Linked DNA regions of Homo sapiens: regions 1 and 2 are each linked to region 3. The links are chromatin loops, found by intact Hi-C in ENCODE. Cell type or tissue: heart left ventricle. All regions are shown on one strand. Each heading gives the region's core, and the rest is flanking DNA. Links, peaks and the distances in the headings are about the cores only.

The links. Peaks named below come from ENCODE experiments on the same cell type or tissue, not always from the same donor. Only the 100,000 strongest peaks of a DNase experiment are listed, where the experiment ranks them.
Region 1: a loop joins it to region 3, with 2.1 times the contacts of the local background. A loop is called at or near these places in 25 of 110 quality-filtered maps.
Region 2: a loop joins it to region 3, with 3 times the contacts of the local background. A loop is called at or near these places in 37 of 110 quality-filtered maps.

Annotation. Positions count from the first base shown.
Region 1 is chr12:20,590,299-20,598,298 of GRCh38, forward strand. The region is part of intron 2 of PDE3A (phosphodiesterase 3A); the gene reads left to right. Among named protein-coding and RNA genes, the nearest start is that of SLCO1C1, 100 kb to the right of the region's middle. In heart left ventricle, for the core only: no CTCF peak of the experiment used is centred there; no DNase peak of the experiment used is centred there; H3K27ac peaks cover 249 bases.
Region 2 is chr12:19,751,441-19,762,557 of GRCh38, forward strand. No RefSeq gene overlaps it. Among named protein-coding and RNA genes, the nearest start is that of LINC02398, 260 kb to the right of the region's middle. In heart left ventricle, for the core only: a CTCF peak has its summit at 6,066 (motif pointing right); no DNase peak of the experiment used is centred there; H3K27ac peaks cover 295 bases.
Region 3 is chr12:20,373,916-20,381,915 of GRCh38, forward strand. All of the region lies in intron 1 of PDE3A (phosphodiesterase 3A), which reads left to right. Among named protein-coding and RNA genes, the nearest start is that of PDE3A-AS1, 7.7 kb to the left of the region's middle. RefSeq lists a silencer at 880-1,174. In heart left ventricle, for the core only: a CTCF peak has its summit at 3,274; no DNase peak of the experiment used is centred there; H3K4me3 peaks cover 5,655 bases; H3K27ac peaks cover 6,139 bases.

The DNA of each region.
Region 1 (8,000 bases), core at 1-8,000, 220 kb after region 3:
AGAAGCACCTTCCAACTTCCTCTGACCCCTTTTCTTCTCTCAACTGCAGGGGAAAGGGGCACAATCAGTATCTCGTATGTATGAGCAAGTTCCAGACCTGAGTGAGAGGTGGCATGTGGTCAGTTTCAAGGAACGAGAGACCAACATCCAAGAATAGTCTGGAGGAGAAAGGACATATCAAGAAACACAACTCAAGCTGGGTGTGGTGGCTCACGCTTCTAATCGCAGCACTTTGAGAGGCTAAGTTGGGAGGATCACTTGAGCCCAGGAGTTTGAGACCAGCCTAGGCAATATAAAGAGCCCTCATCTTAACCAGAAGAAAGGAAAGAGGAAAGGAAAGGAGAGGAAAAGGAAAAGGAAAGAAAGAAAACAATCTAAATGGTCAGAGTGATGGGAATTTTAAAAGGCAGCAGGCACACATTTAAATTATACATTCCCACCCTAGACAGTACAAAGATATGCAGATAGAATGGAAATTAGAAATGAATTCATGAATAAATGTTTCACCTCGGGTATACTTGGGCCTAAATCCCAAGAGCATGTAGGTTATGGTGGGTCTGTGATGTGTGTTTCATGTTTCTCCAAGAATAAACCTTAGGAAAGCTGTAATGATAATAGCATTGTCCCACTTTGCACGTCCTAGCTCCCTGTCCACTTCGAAAGTGCAGAGCACTTGTACCAGGCATAAGTATTGCCATTGTTGATAGTATAATGGTTGTTATTATCATCACTACTCTGATATGTTAAGGTTTGCCTGAATATGAATTAAAACAATGTGTTTCTGAATGTAACTGCAGGTGATAGTCCTTTCTGGCATATTATGCCTTTCCCCCTAAAGTCCTAAAACAGTAAACCTAGGTCTCTTTTGTGTCTCAGCTACAGAAAAATAATGTTTTGTTAATTCATCTCCTTTAGCCACAAAATAAGTTTTTGATTGTACAGTAATATACTATATTTCATATGTTGGGCAGTGCTACAGTTCAAGGACAGTATACAGCCAATGTACATACTTAACTCTGTTTTGAATGACATGAAATGACAAAGAAGTGAATAATCAATTGTCAGGCTACCTTAGGGTCAAACTGTCATCTGATCTGACTTTAATAATACTATTTTTCAATTAGAAGAAATTAGCATAAAATATTTTAGGACCTAGCATCTCAATGCTCATGGCTTGTTCCAGAATACAATTACATTTTACAAGAAAGTAGCCACAGGAGTGGCTTCATGATAACACACAGATACAACCTTCTAATGCCGAAGGCAAATTGCCAAAATATGTGCATTGTTAGGGATCAGAGGAAGAAAGAATGATACACTGTTCTGTTCTCTCATTTTGAGCCCCGTAAGTCCAGTCTAGGGGCTGGTAGAGAGGTGTTATTCTTTTTTCTCAGACTCAAAAACTGTAAGCCTACCCAGAGAATTCAGGTTTCACAGAACTTAGGCATTTTAACTTATCTCATGAGAGGCTGATTAATAAACCAGAATGTCAGTGTACTCATTTTTCTTGAGAACTGTCATAGCCAAACAGATTGTAATAATCGTGGTGGCTGTCCAGTATTTTGTTTTCAAAGTAAGAAAGTCTACCTGGGCAAACACATCAGTGAATAAGTAAATGTATTTATAATTTGGCAAACATTTTTATGCACTTCATTATGATAAGCACTGGTGATATAATAAAGGGTTAAGTAAAATACATGGTCTAACTTTAAAGAAAGATCTGCAAACAAATAATTCAAGGGCAACGATTAACATATAATTTTCAATATGGCACAGATAGCAGTATGTCTTCCAAGCAGAAAGACAATAATTCATAGTCTTAGGTAGGTTACATTACTGAAAGCTGATAAATTGCATCTGTTTAAAGATGTTAGTTTGGATTTAAGGGGAATTTTTTTTAACCCTTCAAACCTAAGGAAGAAAGAATATTGTGTCTTAAAAGCATATGGAATGCCAGTGTACTAATTACAGTGGAAAGGTCAAAAGGTTGTATTTGTTTTGAGGGAACAGAGAGATTGACTCTAGATTTTCAGAATTACCTTTCTTTAAAGGTATAAATTGTCATCCTGCAGTAAATAAAAGGAATTCGAACACCATATCCAATCATTATGTTTTTAAAAACTATAATATCAAACGACTATGCTAGCAATAAGTCAAAATTTGTTCACTCTATTTTTTTCCTTCAGTGTTCTAGTGTTTTCCAATGATGTATGTGTGCTGTTATTATAACGAAAGCCACTTTCTGTGAAGTGTCCACCTATGCTTGAGTACTAATCATAGAAAGGAGCTCTGAAAATAAGCAGCGGGCCTGTAGTCAGGGACTGCTGAAAATGAGGGAGAGCATCAGGGAAATTAGTGCACTGTGCCTCTTCTTTCTTCAGTACTCCTTTATGTTCATTGCTCATGGGGATCTGTGTTTGCCTGTTAATTGAGTGTGTTTATTGCAGGCAGTTGCCTTAAGTGACATGATACTCAGTAGGAGGTTGTGAGGACTAGAAGGAGGTCTTGTTTGAATACAAGGGGTGGGGGAGTCACACTTTTCAGACCGATTAGAATAATGAGATTCTCTAAACAGTTGAGAACCATTTGTAAGAATAGCACATTGTGTTAGAAGGCAATTAGAGCTCATTCTTTTAATAATTAGGTTTTTTGAGTTCTTACAGTATGCTGAGTACTAAGATTATAAAAATGAACAAAAATTGTTCTCAAATGCATAATCTGGCAAGGAATTTAGTCATAATTAGCAATACAACAATATCATAATAGATGTTGAACAAAGTACTATGGAGACTTCGAGGCTGAAGTGATTAATTTGGTGTCAGTTTGAGAATGAAGCTGGAATGTTTTTATATATTAAAGTTGAATCTTGATAATCAATACTAAATAAAAGAAATGAAGTGGTAGGCAGAAGTAACACCATAAACCAAAGCATAGGGTTGTGGCATCATATCTGTAAAGAGAATCCAGGTTAGCTGGAGGGATGAGGCATTAGTAGAGCACGTGGAGATGTAACTGGAAAAGGGCGGCGGGTTAAAGGTTAAATGTTAACACACTTAAAGACAACCAAGAAGTTGAATGTTGTTCCCTAACTTCGCGGAGCCCTGAAGTGGCAGAGCAGCATAATAATATCTCTGCATTGGGAAAAGCCAAGTTTGTGGCAGGAAGAAACTAGAAGAAAAAAATATTGTAGCCATCCTCGTGTGATATAATGAGAGATGGATTAAAGCAGGGATGAGAGGCTTTTTAAGGAAAAAAAAAAAAATGTCAGTCTTGCATGTAAATTTCCAGATCCACTGACCAATTTGATGTTGAAGGTAAGAAAGCAAAGAATAAATACAAATAAAACCTAAGAGTCAACGTGTCCAGTTTTGGTTAGTGATTTTGGTTTTAGCCAAGTAGGAAATACATGAGGAAAAGATTTCCAAAGATAAAATATTTTCTTTTGGAAAGTTGAGTGTGAAATTGCTTTGGAATATCTGAGTGGAGCTGTCCAGAAGCTCGAAGGAGTGGTCAGTGTTGGAACAACAGATTAGCGGGTACTGTATTCATTATAACATAGGGTGAGGGCTGGGAGGGAAGGGCACAGATTAATGTGGATAAAAATAATAAAAAGGAAAGCAGACAGTGAGTTTGTTCTCAGGCTGGAAAAAAGCTAGGCCAGAAGAAGAGGAGATGGCTGTGCCTGAGGTGCTAGGCTTCAGTAATGTCTGGTGGTGAAGCAAGAAAAAGCCAGGAATGTTGTCATTAGATATTTTGATTAAGATATTTATTAATATTGATAGAGAATTAGTGAGAGCAGAACTCTCTTTAAGGGCTTTCAAAATGTTAATAGATTATAATTTTTTAAAAAATGGTTAGCTCCTTAGAGATGGGGTCAAAGACCCTAATTTTGTTAGTAGAGGATAATGCTAACAATGTTTTTAAGTTGCGAGGAAAAAGCGAGGAGGAAAAAGAGAATGAATAAGAAATGCACTAATTAAAACAAATATGCTGTCTATTAGAAGGATGAAATTAAAAGTACAGTGGTAGGAGACTGGTATTAACCAAAAGAAAAAATATTATTTGCTCATTGAAACAATAGGGAGGAAGTCAAGAATTAAGAAGTCCTTTCTATATTTAGAAATTCATATGAAGCCGAATTAAAGTCCTCAATAAAGATTGGATAGCTTATTTTTGTATATTTTCTGCCAAGAAGAACTGGAGAAAAGAGAATTCATTTAAACTAATTAGGGGCTTTTTTTTTTTTTGCTGAGCCTGGTACCTGAGCAAAATGCTGTGGGGTTAGAAAATGAGTATGAAATGACGCTCATCTTTAAGAAGCTTACAGAATCCAAACATGTCTGAAGTGCCTTTCTATAAGAATATTAAATGAGTAGCATTTTGATTATTAATTTGCCTCTAGGATTCAGATATGGATAGTATGTTGGGGGCTCGCTTGCAGAAATGAGTCACTTGGCTAAGAGAACTAGCTGGTGCTCATCACTCAGCCCTCAGTAGGTTACCGTGTTTGGCTGAACCTAAGGTAATCATATTTTTTTATTGCCTTATAGCATTCTGAATATAATAAGATTATAACTAAAACTGTTCTCCTAAACTGAAGTTATTAACCCAGACTTGTAGATCGATACATTATAAAATTTTATTATTACCACCTATTTATCTATACAGTTGGTATATTATATATATACAGTTGGTAAAAAAAAATTATGCTGTATTAGAATATTTTCAACTGTAAATAAAAGAAAACTTTACTTCAACTAGTTGTAGCAATAAAGAGATGTTATTATTTCTCATGAATAGAAGGCCAAAGGAGGGAAGCCTTCAGGATTAGTGCATTTAGTGAATTCAGCAATGTTATAACGCACCTAGGTTTTTTATTCTCTCTACTCTGCTACTGTCTATAGTATTGGTCTCATCCTAATGCCGATTCTACTTGTGATCCAAAAATGGCTGCTGGCAGCAACAAACTTTCTTCTGAAGAAAAAGGATTTCCTTTTCTAGAAGCATGAAGCTAAGTTCCCCTCATATCTCATTGACTCACATTGACTTGGCCTACCCATTCTTGATCAAATCCCTGGCTTTGGAGTTGAAATTATCATGATTGGCACAGAGAGTCAATCATGATAGCCACTGCATATGCTTTGAAGACAGTTTAGAATTAGACATTTCCAAATGTCTTTGGACCTATTTGTCTTAATATCAGAATGTTATCATAGTCCATAGGAAATTTAATGAGGCTGTCAATTGGTCCAGCAGCCACAAGACATGCTTGATGGATATTCAAGAAGCTCTTATAATCTTTTGAGCCAGAGTAGAATGTAGCTGATGATAGAGATAATATAGCAAGTTTAAAGTATTTGTTTGAAGTATTGAAACTAGTAGGGAGACATTTTGAAGCTCTTTTTAGTTAGACCTTATTCTGTCTTAATTATATATTCTTCAGTTTGCCAGCAGGGCCAGCACTTGAAAGGGGCCATTGCATCTGCTCTGTGTCCATTTTTAAGATAAAGCTTTGCTTATTTGTTTTTATGGCATATTTCAATTAAAGCATTGCCACCCTACTTTAGTCCTTATCTCCCTATTTTAAGATGAAATGAAATTAAAATTGACTGAAATGATGGTTAAAGACAAATTTAATATCAATGTTTTTCCTACATCCTCCTCCTTATTTTCAGAAAAAAACATATTTTTAATCAGTGCTTGTATTAATCTTATGATTATAATTTTAAAAGATTATTTTTGAATTCATTTTGTCCTTTTTTGCATAGATCTTTGTCTTAAAGAACATGTGCTGAATTTCTGTAGAAATTGACTCTTCATATTCCATAAATCTGTTGGTATTACCATACAAACACTCTGTGGAAGCATTGACTGAACTAGCAATTATGTCTACAAGAAGAAAACAAATCTATGACAGAAATCCTGAGTGACTCACTATTATGACCAAATGACTTATTTACTTACTTAATTTCCTCCTTTATTCAGCAACACATTGTTGCTAAATGTGGAGTGGGGTATCATTTTGAAATACTTCCCATACAAAACCTTGATGATCCTGCCTGACATCTGCCCGCTAAATGTCTTGGTGAGCCACCATGTCTGCTGATCCTAGGATAATCATATTTTTTAATTGTCTCATAACATTCTGAATATAATAAGATTACAACTGAAACCAGTTTCTTAAACTGAAGTGATTAACCCAGACTTGTAGACAGATACATCATACAATTTTATATTCATTACCACCTAAGAGGAAAATGAAGACGGATGCCTTCCTTTTAGCAATAGAAGTCTCCACAAGAATCCACAAGTTTTTCCTTCCGGGGCAAACCATATGAACGATCTGGCTTAAGTATCAGAAATAGAGAGAATAAGTGGCATTTTTCTTGATGGAAAAATATTAATAGTGGGACCTTTCCTAATACTTAGTTCTGGGAAGAGTCTAATTTGACATTTTCAAAGAAGATGTGAAAGAAGGGAGTCAACCATGAAATCTTGGAGTTTACTGATGATGTTAACAAGTTCCCCTTAATAATCTTTATCTACTTAGGCTCTCATTAATTGGAGGAAGTGTTTATTTAAAAAAAATACCGTATAGCAAATTGGCAAGGATATTTTCATATCATTGAAGGTAAATGACTGTACATAGGAACGGTACCCAGTATTTAGCATTGTGAATAGCGTAGGGCTTCGGATCCAGACTACCTGGGTTGGAATGTCATCTCTGCAGCTTAAGATCTTTGTAACCTTGGGCAAATTACATAACCTTTTGTGTGCACTGCTTTCAAATGTTGAAAGTCACTCCCTTTACAATGTCATTGTTTAGATCTCTTGAGTTGCATCTTAGAAAATCAAGAAATTATATTACAAACTGTAGTGTATTACACCTACCTGCCCTATATGTAAAATGACTTACAGATAAGCTTACTCCATTCTCAAAAACCAGTAAGCAAGAAGGAACCCTCAGGTATTCTGAGAGGGAAGGGAGTTTCAAGTTCCCAACTCATTGCTGGGTGGATCAGAAGCTAGAAAGCCTTGAAGTCCATGTTTCAAAGATAAGACTTAGGTGTTGGATCTATGAGACTTATAGGGGCTCAAGATTTTGAGGGAAATGCTATATTATAGTGATAAGTATGTTTGCTATCTGTCTTTCACCCTTCTCACAATTCTCTTTTCTGGATAATAGGCTTTTTTGTTGGTTTTTTTCTTTTTTTGATCCTACTTTGAAGAGAGGTATGAATGATAATGGTGACTCTGTTCAGAGTGACCATTTTCAAAGTTTGGAAAAGAACCACATGGACAGATTCAGGTGTTTTAGGATCTGCACTTTGAGAAACAACTGTTTTCACTTTCAACCAACTTCTTTCACTCTTCTTATAACCAGGGGTACTGGATACACCCACAGGGTTTTCTCCTTTATCCTCTAACCCCTTTCAGTTCCCTGAATGCCTTCCACTAGACTGCAAGCTACCTAAAGGTAGCAGCCCTGATTCATTCATCTCTGTAGCCCTAAGGTGTAGATAGTACCAGGTACCCAATAGATTTCAGTTAATATTTGTCAAATGAATGAAGAAGAAATGGATATTTTTTCAGTACCTCTGTATTCCCTTTGTGACATTATTGAAATAGGGTAAATTTGCAGTGGAAAACAAACAAACAAAATTCTATCATACTTATGTTTTTTTTGTGCTCATAAGCTTCAAAATCACTTCTAACAGTGTTTCTTTAGAGAAAACACACTCTGTTTTCCAAAAATATTTTTACAAGTGTTTTGAAGTTTGATCTATTTTTAAGTTTGAAAACTTTATTATTCGATTGATGGAATCCTTGATTAGTTGTAGCAAATGAAATTTACTGACTTTTATTTCTTTTTTTAATTATTATTATTATTATTATTATTTTGAGATGGAGTCTTGCTCTGTCTCCCAGGCTGGAGTGCAATGGCGCGATCTCAGCTCACTGCAACCTCCGCCTCCTTGGTCCAAGCAATTCTCCTGCCT
Region 2 (11,117 bases), core at 1,505-9,504, 620 kb before region 3:
GAAGAAACTGCTCTTGGGAGGGTAAGTTCATCTGGGTAGATCACTGGTCATTGCAAAATTTGGTTGTGGGTTAAAGTGGGTTCCAGAAATGTATTTCTCTAAGTTTTAGTTAAATTTAATAGCTTGACACATCCTTCTCTTAGTTAGTAATGATGTATTCCCTAATTAAATTTCCAGAGTGCTGGGCTGACATTCTGATTTCTTAAAACTTTCTGTCTCCAACTCACCATGCAAACCTTCAGGGTTATGGTATTTCCTGGCATCTCATTTCTTGTTTTGTTTTTTTTTTCCTCAATTGTAAATGCATTCTTTTTTCTTCCTTCAAATGACAAACTTGTGCTTATTTTGTGTCAATTGATACTTTTTTGTTGAGGGATGGAGTCTCGCTCCGTCAACCAGACTGGAGTGCAGTGACATGATCTCGACTCACTGCAACCTCTGCCTCCCAGGTTCAAGTGATTCTCCTGCCTCAGCCTCCCAGGTGGCTGGGACTACAGGCACCTGCCACCACGCCTAGTTAATTTTTGTATTTTTGGTAGAGACAGGGTTTCACCATATTGGCCAGGCTGGTCTCAAACTCTTGACCTTGTGATCTTGACCACCTTGGCCTCCCAAAGTGCTGGGATTACAGGTGTGAACCACTGCTTCTGGCCAATTTTTGTATTTTTAGTAGAGGTGGGGTTTCACCATGTTGGCTAGGCTGACCTTGAACTTCTGACTTCAAGTGATCCTCCCACCTTGGCCTCCCAAAGTGCTGGGATTATAGGCGTGAGCCACTGCACCTGGCCAATACTTCTTTTGAATAAAAATTAATACTACCTAGCACTTCTTGTACCACATTTAGCGATAATTTTTGTTGAAAGAAGTACACATCAAAAAAAAGTCCTTTCTTTATTCACTTTTACTTTGTCCTGATTTCTTTTGTTTTTGGTCTAACCAGGCTCACAGGCTCCTAATTACATTATTTCTGCCAAGATTAGAGACTTAAGTACTAAAATAGAAAGAAGTTAATTCAAATACACAGAATTTTCTCAACCAAAAATCCATATCTTATAAAAGATAATACATATCTTATAAAAATACATATCTTATAGAAGTATAAAATATATTTTATAAAAGTCCAAAATATATCCTCGATCTATCTACTTCCTTATGTCTCAACTATTATCCTGTTTTTGTTTTTTTACCAAATAAATTCCATTTGTACTGTAATAACTTCCTAATTCATCACTCTGCTACCTTTCTTTCAGTCAAGCCATTTGTCCAGTACTATAGACAATGTGATTTTTTTAAAAGGTAAGAGAGATCGTTAAAGGTTAAAACCCTTTCGTGGTTATCTAGTGCCCTTAGCACCAAACCCTAACTTGTCAACACGACCCACAAGGCCCTGTATGATTTTGCACTTACATCTTATCTCAGACTGTTAAGTTCTTACCCACTGTGCAGATAGAGCCAAACATGGAGACAGCAGGTATTGCAGCAAAGAAAGAGTTTGTCACAAGGCAATTGAATGAGGATAGGAGATATTTCTCAAATGTGTCTCCCTGAGAATCCAGAGGCTAAGGTTTTAAAAGGATGGTTTGGCAGGAAGATTGGGGATGAAATCATAGGAGTGTTGAAGCTGTCTTCATGTGCTGAGTCAGTTCCTGGGTTGGGGTGGTGTTCACAAGACCAGTGGAGTTAGTTCTTTAGTTGGTATTACAAGTCACTGGTCTGGTTGGTGTTAGTTGGTCCACTTGCATGCAGAATCTGAAAAATATCTCAGAGATCGGTCTTAGGTTTCACAGTAGTGTTTGTGATCTCGATTACTATGGAAAAGCAAGGTAGGAACCAATGACAGGCTATTGTTAACTCTGTCTATAGTTAGCAGAGAGGTTTGCAAGAGGTGAGATCCCCAGTGGTCACAGCTGCTTGGTTCCTTGGCCAATCTGACTTCTAGAAGACATGAAGGGGGTCTATATGACCCAAGAATCATTGTTGTTTAAAAGAAAAGTTAATTAATCTTGCAGGCAGCCTGACCAGAGGCTAGATAGGAAGATTATCAGTTATTAGTGACTACCGTTTATTGAAATGACTTGTGCAAGCAATCATATATGGAGGAAGAAAAGGTCAGCGAGAAGGGAATATACTTTACCAAAATTTAGGCCCTTACCATAATTCCAATCTTGTGGTCTTTTATTAATTTTATGAAGGTGGTTTCAATACATCATTTCGTATAAACTCCCATTGTTTTTTCTTTCCAGCCACAATGGCTGCCTTTCTCTTCCTACAAAGCACTATGCTCATTCTTGCTCAGGGTCTTTGTACAATGTGTTTCCCTTGTCTGGGCCATTTTTGTCCAGATTTTCTCAGGGCTAGTTCTCATCATTTGAATATCATCTTCCCAGGGAAGCCCTCTCTGACTACTTTCCCTGAAGTCACCCTCTTCTACCCTATTTACTTTCTCTCATATTACCTGTTTTATTTTCTTCATATCACAACACCACCTGAAATTCTTTCTTTTGGAAACAAGGTCTTACTTTATCACCCAGGCTGGAGTGCTGTGGCACAATCATGGCTCACTGCAGCCTCAACTTCCCAGGCTCAAGTGATCCTTCCACCTCAGGCTCCTGAGTAGCTGGGACTGCAGACTTATGCTGCCATGCCTGGCTAATTAAAACTTTTTTTTAATAGATATGGGGTCTCACTATGTTGCCTTGGCTGGTCTCAAACTCTTGGCCTCAAGCAATCCTCCTGCCTCAGCCACCCAAAGTGTGAGATTAGAGGGGTGAGCCATCATGCCCAGACTGAAATTATTTACTTGTTTATTGCCCATCCCCTCAAAAGAATGTAAACCCTATAAGATGGAGGCATTGTCTACCTTATTCTCTGCCATGACCATATCTGCTCTGAAATGTACTCACTGACTCTTTGTTAAGTGAATCATGTCAAATAGAAAAAAAAATAATTGTACTACTTGCTAAATAGTTACAGGGTGATAAGTTTTCCAAACAAACAGTAAATTCATGAAATTGATATAGAAACTTGGTTTTGAATATATTTTATACAAATATTTTGAATACAGTTTTACTGAAATGCTTGGATAGACTTTCATACACAGTATTATATTTAAAAAATTTTGGAATAAGCATAAACTTATAGAAAAGTTGAAAGTATAGTACTGGAACTATTATGTTTTTCTTGAATAATTTAGTAGTATGTTGCTGAATGCTTTCATGTGTGTTTCTCATTAACAAGGACATTCTCCTACATAACTAGATCCAACTACCAAATCAGGAAATTTACATTGATACATTACTACGGTATGTTCCTCAGAATCCACTGAAGTTTCATCAGTTGTCCCAGTCATGCCACTGATAGCAAAAGGATCCAGTAGAATCACTCATTGTAATTAGGTCTCGTGTTTCTTTATCTTTCTTCATTTTGGAACAGTTCCTTAGTCTTATCTTAACTTTCACGACCTTGACACTTTTGAACATAAAAGGCCCATTATTTTGAAGAATGTTCTTTAATTTGTAATTGTGAGGAACATGATAGATGTGATGCTAAGTTCTCATTGCATCCCGTCATGTGGCACCTGATTTTAATTTTTCCTGTTTCTGATGGTATTTACCTTGATCATTTGATTAAGGTGGTATCTGCCAGACATCTCTACTGTAAACTTACTCTCTTTTCCTTTTCGTAAGAGTGTTTTGTGGAACAGTCCCTTAAGATTATATGACACATCTCTTTTCTCATCGAACTTTCAATTTATTCATTTATTTAAATGTGTGTGTTTTCTATTTTACTCTTCAATGGGTTATACTTTGTTACCATCTTTACTTGATATAATGCTCAAATTCCTCCCAATTTAGCCAGGAATTTGCTCAAGCTGGCTTTTGTGTCCTTTCGACATGCCTTTACCATTTTTTGTGTGCTTCCTTGATTCTTGGCATAACAAGACATTCCAGGCTCATTTTATACTTCCCTTGTTTTAATTCTGTCTATAGTCTGCTGTTTCTCTATGAAGACTTAGTTTCTTTTAGTGAAGAATGGTAATTAAAGTCCAAAGTCTGGACATTAGGTATGTTCATTGATATTGAGGTATCATTGCTTCCAGGCATTCCAATGGGCAGATAAGGGGATAAACATATATAAAATTTACATATTTATAGCTATACTTATTTCCATATGTATGCATGTGTGTATATATATGCATGTGTATGTATTTATGTGTGTGTATACGTATAAATATAGTGTGTGTATCAAAAACCGTAACTTCACACATTTCTTCCAGTTCTAGTCCTCTCTAACCATATCCTAATATGTCCCTTTGGGTGAGTTTACATGGTAGTGACTTTGTCAGCCTAACTGTACCCCAAGTCTAGTCTGACTCTTGATTACAAATTAAAAAAAAATCTTATTCATGATGGGTACTGTATCCATTGAAGTCTGAGAAAAAGTGTTGGCAGAAGGGACATTTTGTGGGAACACATGGGGAAAAGATTGAGAAATGTATACTTAATATTGAAATGCATGTATAATAATACATTTCCACAATCATACTCTATTTGTTTACATTCATTAGAATGCTGCACCCTTTCCCCATCTCCCTCACCTGGGTTCAAGTAATCATTGGTTATGCTTTGCTGCTTTTTTAGCTACAAGTTGCTCAATATTTTTAAACCTTGCATTACTTTATTTACTTGTTATTTATAGGTATTTAACATATTGTATTATATATTTATGTGCTATATGAGATAGTTGTATAAAACTAGGATCAACCTGTGACGTGGGAATGGGCAAAATGAGATGTTTAGCAATTTCAGGCTTCCTCAATAAAAATCAATGGCAAATCATCTCATGACTGGTAAGTGCTGAGAAGCTGAGCGGGAGGACAGAAAGCATTTGAAAGGTCAGAAATAAGATGTCCACAAAAATGAGAATATGAGCTCTGCCTGATGACTGAGTAACAATTCCAAATACAACCTTCGTGTTTTCATAAACCCATGTGAGTGAATTGGCCTTCAAAATATTAAAGTCCACTTTAATGTCAGTAAAAAAGAGAAATTATAGTGAAGGGTCATTATTAGGAAAAAAGGAACTGCATTGAGATAGGAAAAGCCAGTATGCCAGAAGTGCTGCAGGCGGTTTTCCCTGCTGGTGAAGGATAACTCACAAGTGGAAGGCAAAGTGAAAACAAAATACCTCACCTGTTAAATGCCTCTTCCGGATTTCAGCCTGAAGTAAGATCCCAGGCTGGCCTTTTGAAATGATCAACATCAATAACTAACGTACTGATGTTAGTCATTTCTATTTATTAACTTATAAAATAAAAACTTTGTATCAGTTTCTTTATACTGTTTGAGACCCAGATCTAAATGCTTACTCTTTTCTTTTTTTGGCTCCACAACCCTCCGGCAATACCTAAATACCTGAGAAGCAGTTGCTTTTTCCATTCCAGCAAGAAAGAAAGCTAATGAGGAAAATAGTATTTGCCTTGAAGTAAGTTTTCCTTGATTTTCCATCTCATTTTAAAGAAAAAAGCAAAAAGATTTCTTTAAAAGAGGCACATATGAAAATACCTTAAGGATGCGGAATGGCTTAATTAGGAGTCACTGTTATTTTCTTTTATTGATTTCAATTGGGATATAGATCATTAGTTTTCTATTAGTTTTTTTATTATCGTCGTATGGCTTTATAAAGTAATACTGTTAAACTAATGTTCTACAACATAAAGGGGAATTGGTTTATTGTGGCTTTTAATGTTTCTAGAAAGATTAATTTTTGTATAATGATTATTTTACTTCTTAATACTGCTATGGCTCGAAAAGATATAGAACCTGATGAGTACAAATCCATCTTGGCTATAAGCCTAGTTTTATGTTATCATGTAAAAAAGAAAATTTGCTTCAAATTCTTTGCTTTTGCATGCATTTTTTTGTTGTTCAATTGCTGTTATAAATACTATGAATGGCCATTATTGAGAGTTCGGGAATTTTTTTCCCCCTTAAATATGAAGATAGACCAAAGGTAAGGTTCCTATATTGTCAAGGAGCCAATCACTGCATTGATTTATCTTTGCCACTAGATGTCCCTGTATTGATGCGCCTTCTACTTCGGAAGCTTCTTTGAAAACAAACTAACAAAATGAGAGATGTTTGCTACTCTTCAAGTCTTTTTCCTTCCTCTAAGTTAGCAACCTGGGACTTCCCAGATACGATCCTCTTCTTTCCAGAGGATTAATTCCTTAGGACTGGACAGGAATGGAATTAAGCGAAATGCAAGTAAAGTTAGGTTTAGGCGTTGGCCTAAATATATGCCTCTATTAACTACTCAGCCTAGAAAATGTGAGAAGCTGTATAATTTAGATCGACAGAATTTTAAACATGCTAAAATGAGTAGGGGCTTGAATTTGAATTACATAATCAAAATGGCAGATAATTTAAAGTTATATTTGGTAATAAAACAGTTTGTATTTATATTTTTTAAAATTTTAGGTTCAGTGGTACATGTGCAGGTTTGTTATATAGGTGAACTTGTGTCAGGGGGTTTGTTGTACAGATTATTTCATCACCCAGGTATTAAGCCCAGCACTCAATAGTTTTCTTCTCTGCTCTTCTCCCTCCTCCCATCCTCCACTCTCAAGTAGTCACCAGTGTCTGTTGTTCCCTTCTTTGTGTTCATGAGTTCTCATCATTTAGCTTCCACTTATAAGTGAGAACATGCAGCATTTGGTTTTCTGTTCCTGCATTAGTCTGCTAAGGATAATAGCCTCCAGCTCCATCCATATTCCCTCAAAAGACATGATCTTGTTCTTTCTTATGGCTGCATAGTATTTATGTTTTGAATATGAGAATGTTTGGTGTTATGGGAATGAATGAAAATTTCAGTAATAGACTCATACAGATAATATTCATCTTCAAGGAAATTTGTAGTTGTTGAAATCTCTTACACAGCTTCTTACTTCAGTACTCTTCACTGTTTTCCATACTTGACGAAGATTGACCATGTCAGCTTCCAGAAAAATGTGACAAGATAGCTTTACCTGAGCTAATTTCTTTATAAGTTTGATTGTTAGCTCTTAGATTACCTACAAAAGAGGAGATAACTGAATGTTTTGATTCAAAATGTCTCTTGTTCAATTTTAGGTTATACAGAGTCATAATGTTGGATTGGAATAACAATAAAATAAATATCTTTTTATACTCTGTTTTAAAATTATTGGACTCAATACATTTTTAGTAGTAAACTACAATGTTAATAATACAAATGATAACCCATTTAAAATCTGAATTGATTAAAAACTTTTGGGACAATCATTATGTATTATAATAGATCATTTAAAAAATATTAGACCCTGTATTTAAAATAGGCATTCATTTATCAATTGGATATATTATATCTGATTTTGTGGTTAAATAATCTTTTCTCTTATAATATTGATTTAGTCTTTCATGACATGTTACTTATTATACCTCAACACAGGGACAATATAGGGACATAAAAATATAAGTTAATGTCAAATAACCACAATTAATGTAACTTTAAAAATCTGCAAATAAAAATAATCTATGTTTTGGAGGCGGCTTTTGTGCAAACTTTCTTCTCAGTGTTGAAGAAAAAGACACAGTGGATACCCAGTTTTCTGTTTGCCTTAATACAAAGTGATCTTTGAGAAATGGCAAGCTTGGAGAATGGGAGTGATTGCAGGAGACTCACAAAGACAGTTATCCATACTGTCTCTTAAAAATAGAAAGAAAATTCTACAATCTAAAGGCTGAGGAATTTGATATCCTGGACAAAACTCTTGAAAATATTATTGAGTGAAGTTTGTAAGCCCTTTAAAGAAGGAGAAAGTGATCATTGGAAATAAGCATGTGGAATAAAGAAGTCCAATTACAAGTGTTGGAGAGGATGTGAAGAAATGAGAATTCTGATACACTGCTGTTAGGAATGTGAGGTGGTGCAGCCAGTTTGGAAAAGTCTAGCAGTTCCTCTGATGATTAAACATAGAGTTATCATATGACTCAGCAAATTTACCCCTGGTTAGATTCCCAAGAGAAATGAAAACATATGTGAACATAAAAATTTGCACTTCAGTGTTTATAGCAGCATTATGCATGATAGCCTAAAGGTAGAAACACATCCATCAATGGACAAATGGATAAACAAAATGTAATATATCTATGCAGTGGGATATTGTTTAACCATAAAAAGAAATGAGGTGTTAATACATGCTACAACATGGGTGAACCTTGAAAATATCACGCTTATGCTATGTGAAAGAAGCCAGTCACAAAAGACCACATACCATGTTATTCGATTCACGTGAACGTTGAGAAGAGGCAAATCCATGTAGACAAAGTAGATTAGTGGTTGCTTAGGGCTGGGGGAGTTAGGCCAGTACAGGTGGGATAGTTCAAAGGTATAAGGTTTCTTTTTGAGGTGGTGAAATGTTTTTAATTGACTATGGTGATTGGTGCACATACTTGTGAATATACTAAAAGCCATTGAATTGAACACTTTATTATTTTTTAAATTTATTTTTTAGAGATGGGGTCCCATTGTGTTGCCTAGGCGGGAGTGCAGTTGTCATGATCATAGCTCATTGCAGCTTCCAAACTCCTGGGTTCAAGTGATCCTCCTGCCTCAGCCTCTTGAGTAGCTGGGATTGCAGGTGCATGTCACTGAGCCTTATTTATTTATTTACTTATTTATTATAAACAGGGTCTTGCTTTGCTGCCCAGGCTGGTCTCAGACTCCTGGCTTCAAGCTATTCCACTGTTCTGGCCTCCCAAAGTGGTGGGATTACAGGCATGAGCCTGTGTGCCCAGTGAATTGAACACTTTAAATGGGTGAACCATACATTATATGAATTATATATCAGTAAAGCTATTTAAAGAAGAAAAGAAAGAAGAGAAATACTGTTACTTGATACAACACGATGAACCTTGAAAACATGATGCTGACTGGGAGAAGGCAGTCATACATGGTCATGTACTGTATGACTCCATTTATAGAAAATGTCCAGAATAGGTAAATCTACGTAGACAGAAAGTCAGTTAGTGGTTGCCTAAAGCTAATTGAAAGGGGAGGATTGGGCAAGTGATAGGTAAGGGGCATGTGGTTAATTTGGGGGGTAATAAAAATGTTCTAAGATTGCTTTCGGTGATTGTTGCACAACTATGAATATACTAAAAGCCATTAATTATATACTTTAAACAGGTAAATTGTATGGCATGTGAATTATATCTCAATAAAGCTGTTAAAAAAAGAATAAGCATGTATTTATCTAGAGCAATACAGTAGAATTTGAAGAGGGTTCAGTAGTTCTAGACCTTAAAGCAGATGTGCCATCCTGAGTCATTCTCACATGTTCTTCCAGAATGTGGATTCTCATCCCCCCCACACATATGGATGCTGCCTCAGCTGGTGGCTGCTCTTATTCCCTTGAGGTCGCCATGTTCCCTCTGTCCTTGAGTTGGAGTCTTTCCTCTTTGGGATTCTGAAAAGGGAGTAAATCACATCTTCTACTTTTGTTTTTGTTTCCTTTTCTCCACGATTCCAATGAGGAAAATGCCTATCTCTCACAATTTATAGGTGTAATTTTGAACATCATTCTTTGATAAAATTTCTTTTGCTATCCTGGAGAGGATTTAGGATGCTGTAGGTTGGGAAGTCATTTGGATTATATAGTAACAATTGACTGAATGATCCAGAAAGTAAGCTGGTTATTGAAAGTCTTCTGATGTTCATGTTATCTAATACTGCGTTTTTTTTTTTTCTAAATTAGTGATGTGGATAATGGCATGTTGACCACATTTCAGTGGATGTGAAATAAGGAGGCATTATAAATACATTGACTACAAGAACCAGAATCTAAGATGGTTTTGCTAGGTTGAAATGTTGGATCTAATAAGAAACCAACAGCACAGGAAAAAGGATAATATGGCTAGTATTTATACATGTGTAAAACCTCATAGTTTTGGTTTATTATAATCTTAATATGAATGAACAGCTTATGAGGGAAGGAAAAAGACCAAACGGAGTCTTAACCTGCCTTTGTAATTCTTTTCTACACTGATTAGGTCAGAAAAGCCTGTAATATTATCTTTGTTTCTGGTAAACATACTACAAGAAGGATATTGGCTATAGGAAGAAAAGGGTCTGGAATCATAGCATAAGAGTAAAGTTGAAAGAAGGGGGAAGTTTGGGTTGGAAATGTGACACTTTCCCTTGATGTCTAGTCTGATGTAATCAACTTCCTCTTCTCTGTTTCCATAGTGCTTTGGGACTGTTATAATTTTGTTCAGAGAAAAATTAGGTACACTTAAGCCTTAGATTCTTGAAGGTGGGAAGGTTTTCTATAGTTATCTTTTTATGCTCTCTAGGATGCTTGAGGTGCTCATATAAATCTCAATGTCATATAGATTTATTGACGGGAGGAAGATTTAGGCTTTAAGTGTCAAATTGGAAGACACATTGAGGGCCAACTAGTAAGTTACAAGGTAGTAGATTTTGTCTGAATATGAGGACAAAAATCATTGCATAAGACCTCATAAGGTTGTAAGTTCTTGAGGTAGCTTGATTATTGTCAAAAAATATTCCTCATCCTACCTTGGGTGTGGATTATATTTTTCCATTCTCATTGGCTTTAGGTTTGGCCGCTTGAATTGTTCTGGCCAATGAAATGTGAGTGGAAGATCCAGCTCATGGTGTTCTTTGTCCTCTTTTCCCTCTATCAAGACGATTAGCATTGTTTCCAATAGAGGCTGCTCTGTCAGTCTAGGTACTAGAGTAAAGATGATGTGTACATACAGGCTCATCCATGACAAACTTTTACTGTTCGTAATAATAAATAAGTGTTGAAGAAATAAATGTTGGGGCCGGGCGCAGTGGCTCACGCCTGTAATCCCAGCTCTTTGGGAGGCCGAGGTGGGCGGATCACAAGGTCAGGAGATCGAGACCATCCTGGCTAACACAGTGAAACCCCGTCTCTACTAAAAATACAAAAAAATTAGCCGGGCGCGGTGGCGGGCACCTGTAGTCCCAGCTACTCCGGAGGCTGAGGCAGGAGAATGGCGTGAACCCGGGAGGCGGAGCTTGCAGTGAGCCGAGATCGTGCCACTGCACTC
Region 3 (8,000 bases), core at 1-8,000:
ACTTGCTTATTTCTTCTCAAAATGTAGAATACATTGTTTAAATTCCTAAATGCCTGTCAATGTAACATATTGTTCAAATTGAGTAAGTTTCAGAAATAATCACGGACTTTTAATTAAATTGTAGCTTCTACATTTCAGTAGTGTTACTCAGTTTATGGTGATTCAAAGAGCAATATTGATTACTTATGACTTGGTGACAGAATTAAAATTAATTAATGTCAATTTCTGAAAATACTGAAAAGGGAAAACAAGATTTCCTTATCCCTTGGGAAAGGTGAAGGAAAAGAATTTTTTGTGTGTCGGGGGGACAAAAATTGTAATTTTACTTTGTGAATACAGATATTTAAAGCATACTGAAAAAGTTTTTTAAGTGACATAAATAGTCAGTGAATCTATATAAATTTACAGAGGCTGGAAGGAGTGAAAACAGTAATTTTACTCTTTCTGTATTGAGTCGAAAGTGTAAAAAGTTAAAACTGTAGAACTGAAAGAAATGCTGTGTATGCTGGGCTGTCATGTTAATTAAATAAACAACCAGAACAGTGACTCTGTGTATGAAATACATTTTGAAAAGCCTTGGGGGAGGGGGTGCAGGCAGGCAAGGGTGAGTGACACTGGCATGAAAAAACATTCATTCTATCTGCAGTGACATTTGTGTGAATTTGTTGTAGTCTATTAGAAAATTCAGATCTGAGAAATAATCTCTTCAGAGCGCTAGTTGAATAAAGGCTTTACCAAATTGAATTTTACTTCTATTTTAAGCAAGTTCTCATTCTGTCAAGGTAGGATGTTTATAAACCTCAAAATTAGAAGTATGCCTATATATTTTAAGATTTTTCCATTAATATGGTTTGTGTCAGTCAGCCCAGTAGAGTCAATGTTGACTTCATTGAAAACGTGTGTTATTTTATCTATCAAAAGAAAGAGTTTATTTTGGGATTAGGATAGGAGTTGTGTTTTTGAGAAAGAGTTATTGTTGTGAGTTATACTGTCCTGGATGTGTGAAGATAATCAATGCAACTATTGTATCATGCCTTTGCATTGGGCGATGGGGAAATGTCTTATGCTCCCGGAAGTGATGCATAACCCTACAGGTTTATGGTGAATTGTTTACTTAGCTGCCATATGTCTCCTCTTCAGTGGAGTCTTCCTGCTCCATTTCTGTGTGGTGTTTATATCTTCTTAAAAAAACCCTCAAATTGAGATTAAAAAATATTATGCTTATATTCTGCATTCATGTGTTTAATGAACCTCTGTGAAATAATTCTGAAGACCCTCAGAAAGTCCAGTCTCCTATTCTTGCACCTAAAGATGTGTTCCATTAATGTTCAAATGAAGATAATTCCTTTATATAGAAACTTGAATCCTTTTGGTAATTACCTATATATACTTTCATGATAGGTAGTATTTTTTATTAAAGGAGATTTTTTGTTGTTGTTTGTTTTTTTAGTAAGGCTACTATGGAATTGTTTTAACTTTGAACTGAGAATGTATGTTTGTGCTGTTATTGATATAAAATATACAGATTTGATCACTGAGAAAAAAGTCTAACAGATGTGCCTGAGTTGTAGTTTAGAGGAAGATGTGTTGTATGACAATCGTAAAAAATATTAGTTGACCATACCTGTTCATTGTGAATGTATACCACTGTTTTAAAAGAAGATGCTACCCATAGCTAATGTTACCCATTATCCATAAAGGCCTTTGATCAATCAACCTACCAGGTCTCAAATCAACACATTTTATCTGTGCATTAGTCCTTGTGCTAAAAATCAAAAATAATATACAGATAGATGTGACACAGCATTTGTCTCTGCAAAGTTTAGAGCCTAGTGAGATTAATGAGAAGTGAACATAAGAAAAAGGGAAGTCACAGTGAAATATCTTAGATAATGGAGAAATGCATATAATAACTTGGAGCAGGTTTTTAACCTGGCTCCAGGACTCATTCATCTCCTCTCTGAAATTGTATGCAGAACTTCATTTGTTCATTCTTAGGAGCAAAAAGTCTTAGTGTCATAGGTTTTCAGAAGGTCCTCAACACATAGATGGTTAAACATAAATGGCTTAGATTTTAAGCAACTTTACATTTTGAAGACATGGAGAATGTTTTTGAAAATGGAAATTACTTTGGTGTACCTTTACAGTCTGCTCTGAAACAAAGGTAAAATAATATTTCATTTAGGACATGTTACACTTCAAAATAGTACACTGATTGATTGTATTTATGTCGAGTTAGTTTATGACTGTAAATAGCTGGTTGCACTGATATTTTAAATGCTTAATTCTGAAAAGGCTGTAGTTAGTAGACTACAATTAGTCTGATTTTAGAGAGAAGGAAACTGAGAGTTAGCTATATGTGTGAAGATAGCCCAAGGCAAGATGGCTTTTGTCCATTTCCTCTTTGACTTGACTGTGCTACTGAGGAAACAGTAGGAAAGGAGTCAGGCTGCTAACTTTAACCCTGGGTATCATTTGTAATTTTTCCCATGGAGCCAACTCTAAATTCTCATTCAGCATTAGAAGACTGAATAATCAGATTGAGTGTCAGATGTGTAAATAACACAAAACTTGTTAATACCAGGTAGCCTCTGGAATGAATTATTCTTGACTTTGTCACGTAAATGAATATCAGTTGCACTGAAAAGTCTAACTTTGTGGAGTCTTATCAAACAAAAGTATTTAGCAGTGGCTTAAATATTGAATATTTTTATTTTAGATTTTCAATATGTTTATTTTTGTATGTTCAGGATTTCCAAATTCAAGGCAAAGCATAATCTGCAGATTGTTAAGGCATTTCTTCATTAGCAAAAACAGCTGGTAATTTTTTTCACCTGTTATTTTGCAGTGTTTCCTTAGAATTTCATTAAAATATAAGTAAATAGGGTATAATATCAGAGGAGGTCATGAAGAACATTACCATTTCGAAGATGGAAAGCTATTTGAGAGAAGTCACAAACTAAGCAATGTCTGTGTTTTTGATTTGATTAGAGCTGTCATTTGTTATTTAGGAATCTGTGAATGATTATTAAAGCTTTCAAGTATAGCCAGTCCTGCTAACATAATAATAATATTACATTAAGGGCACTCATGTTCTTTCCTCCTGAGAAGATGACTGGTTACAGGGGGCACATATTGTTTGCTGAAGTGTGTGTATGTGCATGTGCATGTGTGTACCTGTATGTGCATTTATGATTTGTGTGTGTGCATGTGTGATTTTCCCCTGGCAGAAAATTGCTTTGGTTGTATCAATTTAGTGAAGAAACAGTGTCACCCAGTGGCTTTGATGAAAACAGTCCTATAAACATTATAGATAAGCACTGTCCAGTAGAAATACAACACAAGCCATACATTTGATTTTACATTTTCTAGAGGCCATACACACCCAAGAAACAGATGAAATGAATTATAATAATATGCTTTATTTAACCCAGCATAGCATGTCAACATGTAATCGGTGTAAAAAAAATGAAATATTTTGCATTCTGTTTTTTTGTGAGTCTAAATATCTTGTGTGTGTTTTACACTTAAAGCACATTTCAGTTTGGCCTAGCCCCATTTCAAGTATTAAATAGACACAGGTGGCTAATGGCTACCATATTGGACAGTGCAGCTCTATATTTTTAAAGATTTGTAATATTTGAGATACTAATGTCACCTCTTCAGTTATAATGAAAAGTCTTTGTAGATTTAATAACAATATACAGTCTTTAAAATTATATGTGTAATCTTGATAGCTCATTTTTGTACCACTCTAATAGTTGCCAAGTCTATTTGCCCTTTTTTCTTCATTTCTCATTATTGCATTTATTTTAAAATATGATTATTTTCATCGGAGGGGGAGATTTAGCAGAGTTCCTTAATAAAAGACCTTTATATTAACCTGATTTATAACACAGTATCAATATTTCCAGTTAATTATGAATTTGCCTTTAGGAGTTTGGTATGTAACAGGGATTGCTTATGGATACACTGTAAACACAACACATGTTCATGATGATTAGTCTATAATTGGGTTATCTAATGTCTCTTTAGAAATGAAAGTGCTTATGTTTGTAGGTCATTATCTTTGTAACTTAGGAAACTAAAAGTCACAAGCCTGCTCCTAGCTTTAATGGATGAAAATTGTAACAGTGTCTGTAAAGGGCTAACTTTTCACTACTGTTTATATAAATACCACTTTCATGGAAACACAATGAAAATGGTTCATTCTGTGTATAGAGCAGATTGGAGATTTTGATAGTGTGGAATTTTTAAAGTAGGAATTTAGATTAGGTGAGTTTTGGAGCCATTTTCTGAGTTCACTCCGGTTTGCAATTTCAAACTGATTTCAGATGAAAAAGTCTGGAAATGTTTAATGTCATGTCCTCTCCATCACCTTTCCTTATACTCTATGAATTCGTTAACAATAGCCGTAATTCCAATTCTACATCAAGAAATAAAGAGAAAATTATATATGGCATTTTACTTTATATATAGATATATAGATTAACTTTTAAAAATACATTTATTATGTGTATAACGTTTATATCTGTGTGTGATGCTTTTAGTGATTGGGACAGGGTATATTACTTATTTTTACACTGCAGATTAATATAGACAGATTTTATATCATAGATACATAGATTTTCACTTACTAGAAATTCTAAAAAGATCAAAAGGCAATAGAATCATGGTATACAAAGAAGCACATTTGGACAAAATGAAATAATGTGGATGCTGGCTCGCTTCTGGTAAAAGCTGACTTAATTTAGAGTTCTTGAAGAAGCTAGCTGAAGAATGAAATGTCATTGTAACACACATCTGTTTCTTGAAAGAGTTTATACTTGAATGTAACTAGTCACTGTTAGCTCTGGCTAATTTTGAAGTTGATTTAAATTAATATAGAGGTTGTTCTGGTACTTTTTTTTTTGGTCAGTCTTTTTCTGTTCTCCATCTCTATCTACATGCACATTTTCTTTCATTTCATTTTCTTTTTACCTAATAGAGTCTTCTCCCTCCGAATGTGTTTAAAATTTTAAGGAATGCCATTCTGTCTCTCCCAGTACCTTGTTAGAATATTGAAATAATTTTATGCAAGAATCTTGTGGTTTTGGTTTAATAGGATTTTAGTAAAAATTTTCCATCTTGTGAAGTAAGTTTAAATAACTGAATATTTATGCTATGTCTGTGGCAAGTGTTTCCTCCTCTCCAGGTATAAACCACTTAAAGAGACCTAATGGAAGTTTGAAGTCATAGAGATATTATTCAGTGGGTAATGTTTAATTCTGTGGCAACAGTTATACAGCTATGTGGAATCAGCATCCTTAGCCCATTTTTAAGCTAGCATGAACACAAATAAATGAAATAGTTTTTATTTTTATCGTATTTTAGAGATCCACTTCAGAAATGCTCTTTAGTGAGCAGTGTTTGTCCTCGTGATATGAAACATCCCCTTGTTTGGGAGTTATTATTTCAGGGTCCAGCCTCAGCAGCAGTCTCTCAGGAAGTTTGGAAGGGAGAGAGCCTGCTGAACTGCTTATGCTGTATTGAGAATTTGCTTTCTAGTCTCAGGAACTAAGGAAGTCAGATTCAGATTAAGACAATTTTTATTATAAAAGGAATCAAATTTTTGTAGCTTCCTTTTCTCAGCCATAAGCATTTCATTTAGAAAATTCTGGCCCAGTGTCTTGCTTATTGTAAGTGCTGGCTGGATGGTAGGAAAAATGGATGAAAAAGAAATAAAAGACTTTTAACCTGAAATATTTATCTCCCCATTCTCCTGAGGTTGAGGTAGTGACTAAGTTGATTTAAGGAAATTTCTATGGGAAGAAGAGAAGAAATAAGACTATCAACAAAGCTATACATTTTCAGTTTTAGTATGGTGTTTACATTTTTGTTACTTAAATATTTTCTTGCATATGTTACATAAGGGGTTGCATTTGCCTGTGCCCTTACTGGTAGGAAATCCCATGTTCAGCATGAGTCCTAGATAATTATTTTTAGCTCACTCTCAACTGAAAATAACCAAAGCTACCACCAAGATCATTGTAGTGTAAACCTTTGAAAAATTTCTGAAATTTGGGTTCATATTTTAGAAAAATAAAATGTCAAGTGTTTTTCACATTCAACTAATAAATTGAGAGAGAACAAACTCTGACTTTATTTTCTTCCATTCCATCCCACAGGGCTCTGACAGGTGCTCTTCAGCTATCACCTTTTTTATACTCTAGTAGTCTGCATTCTTGTTAGAGGTTCTTACTGAATAGCTGTATTTTCTGAAAAGTCTAATGTAAAGCAAATGTTATCTCCTTAGCTTTTAATTGTGATCAATTACAAAACAAAGTTTGAGATGGTTGCTTCCAGAGATGACATTGTGAAATTGACTTTTTAAAAATGTCATCCAACTGCCGTGCTAGTTCCATCATGTGGAATGATCTAGAAATTTGGTAGCATAATTGCAGAATCAAGTTGAACTGAAAAATCAGAAGCTTATAGGGTTTTATTGCAGTGATAAATTTAGCTTTTCAGTCATTTTTCTTTGGTCCACCTACTTTTTAATAGAACTTGACTTGTGAAAATCAAAAAATTTAAGTCAAATAAGAATGTTTTGTTGTTGCAGTTTTAATACTTAGAGAAGATACAGTATTGTTATATCCTCTCACTGAAATCAGAGACATATCTTTTGAGTATGTTAGGCAGATGATCATGACATTAGATGAACTAGGAATACAATATTTAGGAAAAAAGTGATTTCGAACCTTATGGTGTCAAGTTTCTTTTTATCTGTACATGTCAAGTGTTCTCACAGGCAGACTTTTTAGAGAGATTGCTATCACTGACAACTTCCAGAGTTTGAGAGTTTTTTGAATATACTACTTAAAAAAATCTCCATATGGTTTTCATTTGAAAAAACATATTACAAACTGAGACATTCACTATAAATTAAATTGAAATAATCAAAATATAATTAAGCTATTTGTGAGTTTACATTTTGCAAAACATTTTAGAAGCAAAATCATTTAACTTTGTTTGCATTTTGAGACAAGGAGCTAACTGTGTGTATCATCTTGAGTAGTGTCTGTTTTTATTCCTAGGGATTGTTTTCCCTATAATTGGAGTTGTTTTTTGCTAGGTAAGTAGGATCCAAATAACAGCATAGTTATTAAGGCAGTAGCCTCGTTTTGTCCACTTCTCGTCATTCCTTTTTACTTAAATAACAATTAGATTTGCTCATCTTAACCCCTTTACAGAGCTACAGCTAGAGCTTTTAAGTGTTTTTGGTGGAACTTCCTTAAGCAATTAACTAGTCCTAATAAAAAGTGTGAGAATTAGATTGGGAATGTTGGATACATATATAACTAAACACCGATTAAGTAAGTTATCTAAAAAATAAAGTGGCATTCAGATATGAAAACCACCATAAAAATGAGTGCCAAAAACTAATGGTAGTATTTTTGCTTGTGCACAAAGAAGACTAGATCAAAATCAAATGAATAATTCCTCAGTTTTCAAAAAATATTTTATGGTCTTTTGAGGGCATAATATTAGTGCATGTAAAAACTAGAACGCTTTATGATTTGAAAAGAGGAGAAGATGCTGAGAGAGACACTCTTGGAAGCTGGGCAGGAAATCCAGCCATGCATTGCCTCAAGGTCTGTCATTAGATCAAAAGCACTCAGGGGACGATGGTCTGTGTAAGAGGTCCTAATGCTATTCACGAACTCTCCTGACATTCATTAGTTTCCAAGACATTGATTCTTATTCTTTAACTTTTTAGCACATTTATCATTTTCACTTATACATGTATGCTAATAGCAATCTTATGTGAACTTTTACCTCTTATATGACCAGAATTGATTAAAAATGTCGGCAAGTAAGTTTGTTATTTAATATCTCTGAACTTTCTCTATTTTACATTGAATATTTGCTACATTGTAAGCATTACAGTATGACTAGATTCTTCTTTTTTTCTAACTTCTCCCCTGTTGATAATTATTCTTATATAACTATAATGCCAT